Regions from separate parts of the Homo sapiens genome. Here all the other regions are linked to region 2. Evidence: chromatin contacts called from ENCODE Hi-C or POLR2A ChIA-PET data. All regions are on one chromosome and are shown on one strand. Each heading gives the region's core, a stretch centred on a gene start or an enhancer-like site at or near the end of the contact. The rest is flanking DNA. Distances are from core to core; before and after follow the strand shown.

What was found. Hi-C counts contacts between places; a loop is a spot of excess contacts on that map. ChIA-PET counts read pairs that join two places held with the same protein, here RNA polymerase II (POLR2A). Pooled maps may share reads with other maps.
Region 1: a pooled map shows a loop between it and region 2 (2.3-fold over the local background). The contact joins the promoter of SLC35A2 here to the promoter of PCSK1N in region 2. A Hi-C loop is called at or near these places in 2 of 50 pooled maps. POLR2A ChIA-PET finds 5 or more read pairs at or near these places in 5 of 52 experiments (A549, OCI-LY7, Panc1 and 2 more).
Region 3: a pooled map shows a loop between it and region 2 (4-fold over the local background). The contact joins the enhancer-like site here to the promoter of PCSK1N in region 2. A Hi-C loop is called at or near these places in 2 of 50 pooled maps. POLR2A ChIA-PET finds 5 or more read pairs at or near these places in 4 of 52 experiments (A549, B cell, HEK293T and 1 more).

What each region holds. Positions count from the first base shown.
Region 1 is chrX:48,910,396-48,914,152 of GRCh38, reverse strand. SLC35A2 (solute carrier family 35 member A2) reads left to right here and starts at 2,507. Exons shown (of 5, transcript NM_005660.3): 1 at 2,507-2,607. The coding sequence starts at 2,517. PIM2 (Pim-2 proto-oncogene, serine/threonine kinase) reads left to right here. Exons shown (of 6, transcript NM_006875.4): 6 at 1-971. The coding sequence ends at 22. RefSeq lists enhancers at 1,564-1,613, 2,854-2,903 and a silencer at 3,264-3,313.
Region 2 is chrX:48,833,601-48,837,554 of GRCh38, reverse strand. It overlaps PCSK1N (proprotein convertase subtilisin/kexin type 1 inhibitor), which reads left to right and starts at 1,945. Exons shown (of 3, transcript NM_013271.5): 1 at 1,945-2,136. The coding sequence starts at 2,023.
Region 3 is chrX:48,735,682-48,739,416 of GRCh38, reverse strand. No RefSeq gene overlaps it. Among named protein-coding and RNA genes, the nearest start is that of GLOD5, 24 kb to the left of the region's middle. RefSeq lists enhancers at 1,636-1,685, 1,736-1,995, 2,186-2,315. Within about 2 kb of position 1,801, at least 26 of the 41 ENCODE cell types and tissues checked have a DNase peak (open chromatin) inside an H3K27ac peak, as active enhancers do.

The sequences.
Region 1 (3,757 bases), core at 1,258-3,757, 76 kb before region 2:
GGCCTGGTCCTTGCTACCCTAAGCCTGGCCTGGCCTGGCCTGGCCCCCAATGGTCAGAAGAGCCATCCCATGGCCATGTCACAGGGATAGATGGACATTTGTTGACTTGGTTTTACAGGTCATTACCAGTCATTAAAGTCCAGTATTACTAAGGTAAGGGATTGAGGATCAGGGGTTAGAAGACATAAACCAAGTCTGCCCAGTTCCCTTCCCAATCCTACAAAGGAGCCTTCCTCCCAGAACCTGTGGTCCCTGATTCTGGAGGGGGAACTTCTTGCTTCTCATTTTGCTAAGGAAGTTTATTTTGGTGAAGTTGTTCCCATTCTGAGCCCCGGGACTCTTATTCTGATGATGTGTCACCCCACATTGGCACCTCCTACTACCACCACACAAACTTAGTTCATATGCTCTTACTTGGGCAAGGGTGCTTTCCTTCCAATACCCCAGTAGCTTTTATTTTAGTAAAGGGACCCTTTCCCCTAGCCTAGGGTCCCATATTGGGTCAAGCTGCTTACCTGCCTCAGCCCAGGATTCTTTATTCTGGGGGAGGTAATGCCCTGTTGTTACCCCAAGGCTTCTTTTTTTTTTTTTTTTTTTTGGGTGAGGGGACCCTACTCTGTTATCCCAAGTGCTCTTATTCTGGTGAGAAGAACCTTACTTCCATAATTTGGGAAGGAATGGAAGATGGACACCACCGGACACCACCAGACACTAGGATGGGATGGATGGTTTTTTGGGGGATGGGCTAGGGGAAATAAGGCTTGCTGTTTGTTCTCCTGGGGCGCTCCCTCCAACTTTTGCAGATTCTTGCAACCTCCTCCTGAGCCGGGATTGTCCAATTACTAAAATGTAAATAATCACGTATTGTGGGGAGGGGAGTTCCAAGTGTGCCCTCCTCTCTTCTCCTGCCTGGATTATTTAAAAAGCCATGTGTGGAAACCCACTATTTAATAAAAGTAATAGAATCAGAAGCGGCTGGCCATTTGTAGGTGTGAGGCTTTTATGGAGCATCTACTGTGCACTGAGACAGACTGTCCCTCTGCTTTGTCCTCAGGAAGCCACAGTCTTATGTTGCCATCCTAAAGAGCTTTAAGGATTCTTGAAGCTGCACCACACACACACAAAAAAATCTTGATTCCCCTGCCCCTGATCTTATGCAGTGCCCAGTATGTGCAGAAGGGTTCTCTGTTGGAGATACTGTGCATATTGAAGGTGTTTAGGGCACATCCCCAATCAAGATGGCTATCTCAGAAGCAGAAAAACTACCTTCCCTGGCACCCCAGGGGAATGAAGAAGCCCTTTCCCCTGTTGCAGAAGAAAAGCCCTGTCAGGGTACTGGCCAGGGCGGGGCTGGGGTTGGGCGCTGACTGGAATCTGTCCAGGGTGTAGTCACCTGTTTTGCTCTTTATCTTTAGCCTCTTCCCCCATCTTTACCCTTACATACCCATCCCTCTAATTTCTCCTTCAACACTTGACTTACCTGGCCTACCCTATTCCATGTTGGTTTCACTTGTTCCGACCTGAGTTGTTCCCTCTCTTGCCCTGCTTATTTGTCTCGGTTCAGTATAAACTCCGCCTTCCGGGTTCCAGCGGTTCTCCTGCCTCAGCCTCCAGAGTAGCTGGGTACAGGTGCATACCACTAAGCCCGGGTAATTTTTTTTTTTTATTTGAGACGGGGTTTTGTCGTTTTGCCCAGGCTGGAACTCCTGAGCTCAGGTGATCGCCCGGCTCAGCCTCCCAAAGTGCTGGGATTACAGGCGTGAGCCACCGCCTCTGGCCCGGACTCTTGCCCTGCTTCCAAATGCTAGCTAACCTGTGAGCCTTTCGCCTGTCCCCTTTGCCATCCTCAGTGGTGACTCACTTGTCTTCCCTTATGTGCGTCAACTTTCCTTTGCATTTTCACTTGTTTATCCTCACCTGCTCTGCTTTTATCTGCTAGCTTAACATTCCTGACTCGCACCTGATGCCAGTACGCCCTCACCCCGACCCCGCCAGGTCAAAGTTTCTTCGTCCCCAGATTCCCGTGTGCTCTCCAGGGGGCGAGGCCTCTCTGGAAGACGGGAAAGCGGAATTTCAGTCCAACCATGAAGCACCTGGTAGTTTCTGATACGGAAAGGGCGGCGCCTTATGGAGAAGCTGCCAATAAAGAGCCGAGATGAAAGGGGTGGCTGAACCAATGAGTCTAGGAGACAAGATCGGGGGATGATCTGGAAAGCGCGATCAGTGAAGCGGACGAACGGCAGGATAAGGCGGGTCTAGTGACAGGAATGGGCCGATGAAGCTCTGTAGGGATGGTGGGTAGGCCGATCGGGCCGTGTCCCCGGCCTCCCGATCCGACGGAATTTGGAAATCCCGGGGCTATTCATACATTGAGCTTTTAGGAGCGGAGGAGAAAAGCCACCACCCTGACGATCCCGGCTCTCGCTCCACCTTCACTCAGGTGGCCCGGCAGCGGAAGTGACGAACGCGGAAGTGGTTTTTCTGTTGCCGAGGGGACGGGCCGGGCAGATGCCAACATGGCAGCGGTTGGGGCTGGTGGTTCCACCGCGGCGCCCGGGCCAGGGGCGGTTTCCGCGGGTGCATTGGAGCCGGGGACCGCCAGTGCGGGTGAGACAGTCTGCCCGAGCAGTCGCATGGGAGGCGGAGGTCGGGATCGCTGGGAGTCGGGAATGTTCCTCACTAAAGTGAGAGGGAGCATCCCGTGTGGACCGACGTGTGTGTGTGTGTGTGTGTGCACATTGTCAGTGTGTTGGGGGCGGGGAAGAGAACATTCTGAGAGTGATTGTGGGATCCTTCCGCATATGGAGAGTAGAGACCATTGTGAGTGTGGTGGGTAATTCTTTTTGGGAAGGCTAAGGCCACCGAAACCATTCTGAATATGTGGAGTCCTTCCGTGTGGAAGAGACCATTCTGCGGGTGTGGGAGTTCCTCACTGAAGAAGGGGGAGACTATTCTGAGGGTGGTGGTTCCTTCCTTATAAAGGGACAGAGACTATTGTGAGTTAGGGTGGGGCGAGTCCTTCTTTATGTGACTAGAGAGGGTCCATTTTGAGGATGGGGGTGTCTTTCATTATGTGCGGAGGAGACCGTTCTGGGGGCTCCCTCCTAATGGAGGTAGAGTTCATTGTACATTCGGGTGGGAGGGCTCATCGTTATATGGTGGAGAAAGAACGTTCTGAGAGTGCCGGGTCCTTCCTTATAGCAGAGAGAGCTCATTGTGAGTGTGGGTAGAGCAAGGAAAAATTCATTAGCTAGAGGGTCCGTGTGCGGTGGTGGGAGGGCAGACCATGTGGAGTGCAGGGAAGTATTTCCTCATCTGGTTGAGGGAGCCAGACCTTTCTTGGTGGGATAACCATTCCTGATACAGGATTCAGTCCCTGGGAGCATGTGGGAATCATTTCTTGTATTTAGTAGACTATTCTGGTTCGAGAGGAACCAGTTGTCACAGGAGTGAGGGGTTGGAGAGACCATTCTGGGTATGAGGAGGATCATTCCATATGGGATGTAGGCCATTCTCAGTGTGAGGGAATCGAATCATTTCTTAGATAGGAGAAAGACCGTTCTTAGGGGGTGAACATACCTCATACAGTGGCCTCATTCCCTGCATTGATGTGTTATTCTTTACATGAGACAGTCCCTCATTAAACAGGAGCATCATTTCATATAAATTCTCAGTTTGCTAATCCATAAATGGGAATCCTCGCAGTTCTTTTGGAGATGACAGTGATATGAGTCTATTGAGGTAATCCATAGAAATC
Region 2 (3,954 bases), core at 696-3,195:
GGGGAACACCTGTAGTCCCAGCAAGTCGGAAGGCTGAGGTGGGAGGATTGCTTGAGCCTGGGAAGTGGAGGTTGCAGTGAGCCGTGATTTCACCACTGCATTCCAGCCTGGGTGACAGAGTGAGACCCTGTCTCAAAACACAAATAAACAAACCAAAACAAATTTTATTACACATTTTATTACAGAAGGAGTAGGATTAAAAATAAAACAAAATAAAAAGTACATTTAATTGATTTTCTTTAAAATATTCAGCTGGGGTTTAAATTGAAATTACATAGAAATTATATATTAGTTTGGATAGACTTGACATCTTTATAAAATGAAATTGCCTCATCCAGGAACATGTATTGTGTCTTCATTTATTCAGATGATCTTTTTTTGTTTTTGAGACGGAGTCTTGCTCTGTCGCCCAGGCTGGAATGCAGTGGCACCATCTCAGCTCACTGCAACCTCTGCCTCTCAGGTTCAAGCAGTTCTCCTCCTCCTCAGCCTCCTGAGTAGCTGAGATTACAGGCGCGTGTCACCATGCCTGGCTAATTTTTGTATTTTCAGTAGAGATGGGGTTTCACCATGTTGGCCAGGCTGGTCTCAAACTCCTGACCTCAGGTGATACACCCACTTCGGCCTCCCAAAGTGCTGGGATTACGAGCATGAGCCACCGCGCCTGGCCTATTGTAATTTTTTTTTTTCAGACAACAGAAAAGTATAAAGGAGAAAGTAACAAACCATTAGTTACCTCCCCAGAGATAACCATTGATGACATTTCCTCCCCAACATTTTTCCCCCTATGGATACACATACATTTTTTCAAGATCTTGTTTCCTTTGATATGTCATTTTAGTGGCTTGAACTTATTTCTGGAACAATATATGGGTAAAGTCTATGCATATATGTATCTATGTATATATCTATCTATGGAAAACAAGTAGATATAGACAGTAAAATAAAGACAGAGACAAGACAGCGGTTGGAGAGATGAAAGGAGAGAAAGTCATAGACAAGGAGAGACATATGGGGAGAGGAAGACACAGAGAGAGCTGTGGGCACATAAGGGCAGAAAGATAAACACAGAGAGCCATGGAGAGATGAAAGTATTGGGCTGGGGCCAGGCATGGTGGCTCAACGCCTGTAATCCCAGCACTTTGGGAGGCCGAGGAGGGCCGATTGCTTGAGCTCAGAAGTTGGAGACCAACCTGGCAACATGACGAAACCCCATCTCTACAAAAATACAAAAATTAGCCAGGCGTGGTGGTGGGCACCTGTAGTCCCAGCTACTTGGCAGGCTGAGGCATGAGAATTGGTTGAACCCTGGAGGTGGAGATTGCAGTGAGCTGAGATCCGGCCACTGTCCTCCAGCCTGGAGGACACAGCGAGACACTGTCAGAAAAAAAAAAACACAAAGAGACAAGGAGAGGATGGAAAGGAGCATTTATGGAGCTCCTACTGAATGTCATTCTAAACCTCCAAGGTCACTTTGAGGGAGGCTGTCAGTAGTAACCCCTTTACGCCGCTGAGAGCCTGAGCCTTAGAATGGCCAACTGAGCTGTCCATGGTCACATCACCTAGATTGAACCCATCTCCCTGGCGCGGGCCGGGCCCACTGCGGGTGATCCATTAACTATTTATCTAATGAACAAACTAAAGTCCATCTCCTCCCCCAGGAAGAGAGATGAGGACCAGACCCCCATTCCACTCCACTGAGTCAATTTTTCTTGCCTGTTTTCCTGTCTACTAAGGTAACAGTAAGGTCGGTTGCCCCAGCAACTGCCCTCCGACTGCCATGGCAACCGCCAGCTCTCCACCTTGCCCTTTGGGCATCTCCATGGCGACGGGAGGTCTGGTGGGGCTGCCAGCTCCCCAGGCTGCGCCTGCGTCGGTCGGGTGGGTGGGGTGGGGGCGGGGGGGGGGGGGCCTGGTTCCGGGCGTGCGCAGCCGCAGAGCGCCGCAGCCTCGCCAGCTCGCCCCGGCACTGCGCACTTGCCAGCCAGTCCGCCCGTCCGGAGCCCGGCTCGCTGGGGCAGCATGGCGGGGTCGCCGCTGCTCTGGGGGCCGCGGGCCGGGGGCGTCGGCCTTTTGGTGCTGCTGCTGCTCGGCCTGTTTCGGCCGCCCCCCGCGCTCTGCGCGCGGCCGGTAAAGGTGCGACCCCAGTCCGGCGAGGGGTGGGGGTTGGGGGAGGATGCCACCGGCGAGGGTTGGGGTTGGGGCTGCGCCGCCTCACCCCCGCCCGAGCCGGCTCCCGGGACGTGCGGAGAGATCGACGAGGGTGGCCCGGGCTCCGGCCGCCGGTCCGCGCCCAGGCCACGCCGGCACACCTGAGACCTGACTTGGTCTCTGCCTGTGCGGGTGGCGTTGTCCGGGGCGCCGCCGGTAACCGTGCCCTGCCCACCTCTCCGTGCCCGGTGCCTGTGACGCTGTCCACGGCACTAAGGCGCTTTAAGAAAGGGCGCGCGCGCATCAGTGTGTGTGCGTGTGATGTGAGGAGAGCGGTGTGGAGGTGTCGTGTCCTTGAAAGTGTGTGTTCTTTGGTTTGAGCGCTTCCAAGTGTCCTAGAAAGGTGCCGTGGTGCGTCTGGGTGTGTAGTGTGTGTGATACCGGGATACTTCTGTGCGCGATTCTTTTGTGCGTCCGATTGTTTTCTCAGTGACACCGTGTGGATATTTGTGAATCCTTATTATGTGTGTTGGCTTGGCCTATGGGCGTGTCTCTCTCTCTCTCTCTCTGTCTCTCTCTCTCTGTGTGTGTGTGTGTGTGTGTGTGTGTGTGTGTGTGTGTGTGATTTCGTTTGTGTTTGAGAGGGAATGGTCTTCGCATCTCCGTGTGCACATTCCATAGTGGTTCTGTTGGACCAAGTGCCTGGGATTTCGTTTGCGTGTTCCTGAGACTGTTTCTCTCCGTTTCTTTGTGGAGCTGTGTCATCCTGAGGAGAGGAGCCATGATGTCTCTCTGCTGCATTGTGTCTTTAAGGATGGTGCATGTCCTTGCACCTGGGTGGCTTGGCGATTGTAACTGCAGGAGCAGCTGCGGATGTGAACGTGTGCAGGTCCTTGCATGTGGCTGTGGCAGTGTTGGGCTGTATATGTGACATCTCCAGGCCTGTCAGTCCTCATGAGTGTGTGTGAGGCTGTGATTGCTGGTGAGTGTGATACCCCGGGGTGACTGAGGAGTGGTGGGCGCCAGCAAGGGCACTTGGAGAGGCATCCTCCTCTAGCTCTTCAATACTGTCTGCATCAAAGATGGGAATTAAAAAAAACTGTTACCTTATATCCGTGTAACAATGTGTTTAATATATATGTACAATGTAAAGAATGATGACAAAATAACTCTCTCGTGTAGCAGTCACTCAGCTTAATAAATAGAGCCTGACCAAGAGTTAGAAGCCCCTGCGTGCCCCTCGCCATGGCAGCCCCTGTCCCCACACAGTCCTTATTCTGTATTTTCTGTCCATTGATCCCTTACTTTTGTTTGTAGCTTATCACATATGTGTAGCTCTCAAAAAAAATCCATTGTTTAGTTTTTCCTGCTTTTGAACATCATTGAAACGGAATCATACTGGGTGACTGGTTCCTCGTAGTCACTAGGGGTCACTAGGAAGTCCTCAGGGTGTCTAGTAGTCTCAGGCAGTCTGCAGTGAAATTCTGGAACTTGACGTTTTTTTTTCCCTTGGCTCTATTCTGGTCACGAGATTCATCCAAGTTGATGCATGTGGCTGTAATTCATTTATTTTTATTGCTGCATAATATTACATCCTATGAGGACATCATGATTTATATATGTATTCTCAATTTGTCAGTGGACATTGGACTGTTTCCAGGCTTTTCTTTCTCCCCCGCCCTTTTATGCTATTACGAACAGTGCTGCTGTCATCTTTCACGAACTTGTGACCAGTAGCGTATGTGCCAAAGCTGCTCTGGGGAGTGACATCCCAGGAGTGGGTCATAGGATATGTGCATCTTT
Region 3 (3,735 bases), core at 552-3,051, 98 kb after region 2:
CTGCACTCCAGCCTGGGCAACAGAGCAAAAACTCTGTCTCAAAAACAGAAAAAAAAGTGTTTTGTTTAATTTACAAGTATTTTTGGATTTTTCAGATACATTTCTGTTATTGATTTCTAGTTTAATTCCACTATGGTAAAAGAATATATTTTCTGTGATTTCTGAGCTGTTTGTGTATAAGATCTCAGAACACTTTTCAGGGCTGGTTCTCAGGTTATGAGGCCATTCTTTGAGCATTTTTTCCCACTTGCTTTGCCTCCATTAACAGCATGTCCTTTAGGTGGTCTCTCCAGGCAGTACAGGTGGGTCACCTTCATTTTGTTTGTGTCCAGGCCTCTGAATTGTTTTGTGGTCTACGTGGAGTTATGTGGTCTCATGGTGGGCATGGTGGCTCACGCCTGTAATCCCAGTACATTGGAAGGCCCAGGCCAGTGGATTGCTTGAGCCTAGGATTCGAGACCAGCCTGGGCAACATGGTGAAACCCCGTCTCTAGAAAAAAATACAAAAATTAGTCGGGTGTGGTGGCCTGCTTCAGTAGTCCCAGCTACTGGGGAGGTTGAGGTGGGAGGATTGCTTGAGCTGGGGAGGCGGAGGTTGCGGTGAGCTGTGATCACGCCACTGCACCCCAGCCTGGGTGACAGAGTGAGACCCTGCAAAAAGAGTATGTGGTCTCTGTCCAGATTTAATCTATATCCCAGGTGGTGAGGTCTCCGAGCTGTTTTGGAGTCTGCGTCCAGGATATGAGGTATGTAAGGTGTTTGGGATTTGTTTTCCCAGCGTGCAACGTCCCTGAGGTGTTTCGGCCTTTGTGTCCCAGGGTGAGGTCTCTGAAATGTTTGTAGGATTTTGTGACGAGGATGAGACCTATGAAATGACTGGGAATCTATTAAGATATGTTCCATTATTGAGTTCTCTAATTTTGTTTTGTGGTCTGTGTTCAGTGTGAGTTCCCTGAACTGTTTTGGACTCTGTATCCCACGGTGTGAGATCTCTGAGCTCTTTTGTGCTCTGTGTGCAATGATGTGAACTCCCTGAGCTATCTGGGTGTTTCCAGTAATGAGGTCTCATTCTGTTTCACAGCCAGCTGGTACTCTATGGTATAATCGCCTTTAAGCATTTGCCGTTTTCTCCCTTAGTTGTTTGCTCCTTCCATTCTTGTGCACACAGGACTGTGCACGTATGTATGATTATTTCCTTAGAACACATACTTAAAAGTGAAACTGCCACGCCAAAGGAGTCATTTATTCAACAAATCCCCTTTTGAGCACCTACTGTGTGCAGGGCAGTTTCAGGCAGAGACTTTGGGGGGTCTAGAAATACACATATCCCTCCCTACCTTCGTGGTGGTGACATTCCAGTAAGGAGGGGTGTCTGCTTTTTATTTTGATAAATGCTGCCACACAAAGGCAGACTTCCATCAGTGGCCTCGGGAATGAATGCCCATTAATGGGCGGTGGCTCTGCAGCAAGGGTTTGGACGCTTGGGCCTTTGCTCTCAAACGAATCATCAGGGTATGGGGCAGGGACAGTGCTCTGGGGGACGTCGGTTGGGGGAGACAGGGCTGGAACGTGGGCAGGAGGAAGGCATGAAAGAGTCCATTTAGTTCTTTTGCGGTGAACTGAAGATTGATTCACTTGACACTGACATGAAAGAGTCCTTGTCGCACACACAAGGGGAGCGTGAGCGGTGGGAATGAAGGGTTAACGACTAGACTGTGCAGCTCCAGGACCATACCACTACGGTCATGGGAGGTACCACAGGGGAGGGGTCGTGTATTTCGGAAGATACCATTGTACTAGTGGAGACACGAAAGGTCTCCTCATCCCGCGAGTGGATCGGCCTCCACCCTAGACCGAGGAGAGAATGGCTCTGCCTGGACCGACCCCCGCGCCGGGCGGACCCGATCTTCGGCCTAAAGCGTCCACCTGTCTGGAAGCCGCCGCCACCAAGCTTTTATTAATATATCCGTTCCCGCCGGGTTGGCTATACAGATGCGAATCAACTCCGGGGGTGGGGTGAGGAGGAAGGCCGCGGAGCGGCGATTGCTTCCTGGACGAGTTGCGTAGGGCGGGACAAAGTCTTGCCCTGAGCTCTGATTGGTCACCGCGAGACTGCCTACCTAAGCTCTTCCAGGGTACCGAGGTTTTCCGGAATCACTAAGAGGCTACAGGCCGGGTCCTTCGGCTCCGCGTTCCTATTGGCTGCTGTTTCGGCGCAAGCGCTTTGGCTCCTGGGTTGGCGTTCAGGGTTGCCGAGGCAGGGCTTTGGCTACTGGAGATCGTAGGTTCGAATCCCGTCTGGGAAGTTCAACTTGTGCACCTGTAAAAGAAGCTGGCATTATTGGCTTGTACTCAAGGGCTGGCACAGAGTGTGTCGGGTAATCTTTTCCATTTTCTTTTACCTATTCTTTCTTTTTTTAAGCAATGCCTATTGCATCCCATTATATTGATTTCAGGACCCACTCACCGTTCACAACAGCACTAAGAAAAATTCTTCAGGGTCCCTGGCATTTGTCTTTCAGGCTACCTGTAGGTCTGAGTCCAGCAGATAAGATTCAAGGTGATCTCATGATCCTCCTCCAGGCCAGCCCCCATCTCCCAGAAGAGGGTGATTTGGAGGCTTCCCTCAGGACCAGGCCTGACTAGGAGTGTGATGGGGTGGGCTATAAGTGATTAAAAGAGAGATGCATGGTTTCACGCTCTGGGATGCTGAAGAGCTTGTGGCAACTACAAGGAGAATTTTGGAAGGTGGGGGCAAGACTTAAAAGAGTACGCTTTTAAATGATGGGATTTTAAACATCAGACAGGGGAGGTGTTTGGCTGGTGAGGTAGGTAGGTAGTAGGAAGAAAGTGATTCTCAAGTCAAGTCAGCTCATCATAGGGTAGTTATTACACTCTGCAGTTTGGAGGACTGTGTGCAGGATGTGAAGTCTGATTTGTTTTGGAATCTCAGTTCAGGGTATGACTTATAAAAAGACTGTGAAGTCTCTTTGCTGTTTGAAAATCTGTGTCTCAGAGGTTTAGGTGTTTGAGATCTTTGTGGGTCTCTGTCCCAGGGTTGGTTTCTTTTTTCTTTCTTTTTTTTTTGTTTTTTTTTGTTTTTCTTTTCTGTTTTTCTGTTTACGTTGGTCCAGAATGTCCCAAGGTTTCTAAGCTGTTTATGGATCTTTGTCCCCGGATGTGCAGAGTTTTTTTTTCTTTTCTTTTTTTGTGTGTCTTTACTTTTATTTATTTATTTTTGAGACAGGATCTTGCTCTGTCACCCAGGCTGGAGTGCAGTGGTGTGATCTCGGCTCACTGCAGCCTCAACTTGCCAATCTCAGGTGATTCTCTCACCTCAGCCTCCTGAGTAGCTGGGACTACAGACACGTGCCACCACACCCGGCTAACTTTCTTTATTTTTTGTGGAGGTGGGATTTTACTATGTTGCCCAGGCCTTTTTGTATGTTTTTAGGGGCAGGGTCTCTCTCTGTTGCCCAGGCTGGAGTGCAGTGGTGCAATCATGGCTCACTTCAGCCTCGACCTCTGGCTCAAACAATCCTCCCACCTTAGCCTCCTGAGTAGCTGGGACCACAGGTGCGTACCACCACACTTGGCCCGGCTATTTTTTTTTTTTCTTGTAGGCTGGGCACGGTGGCTCACACCTGTAATCCCAGCACTTTGGGAGGCCAAAGTGGGTGGATCCCTTGAGCCCAGGAGTTCGAGACCAGCCTGGCCAACATGGTGAAACCCTAT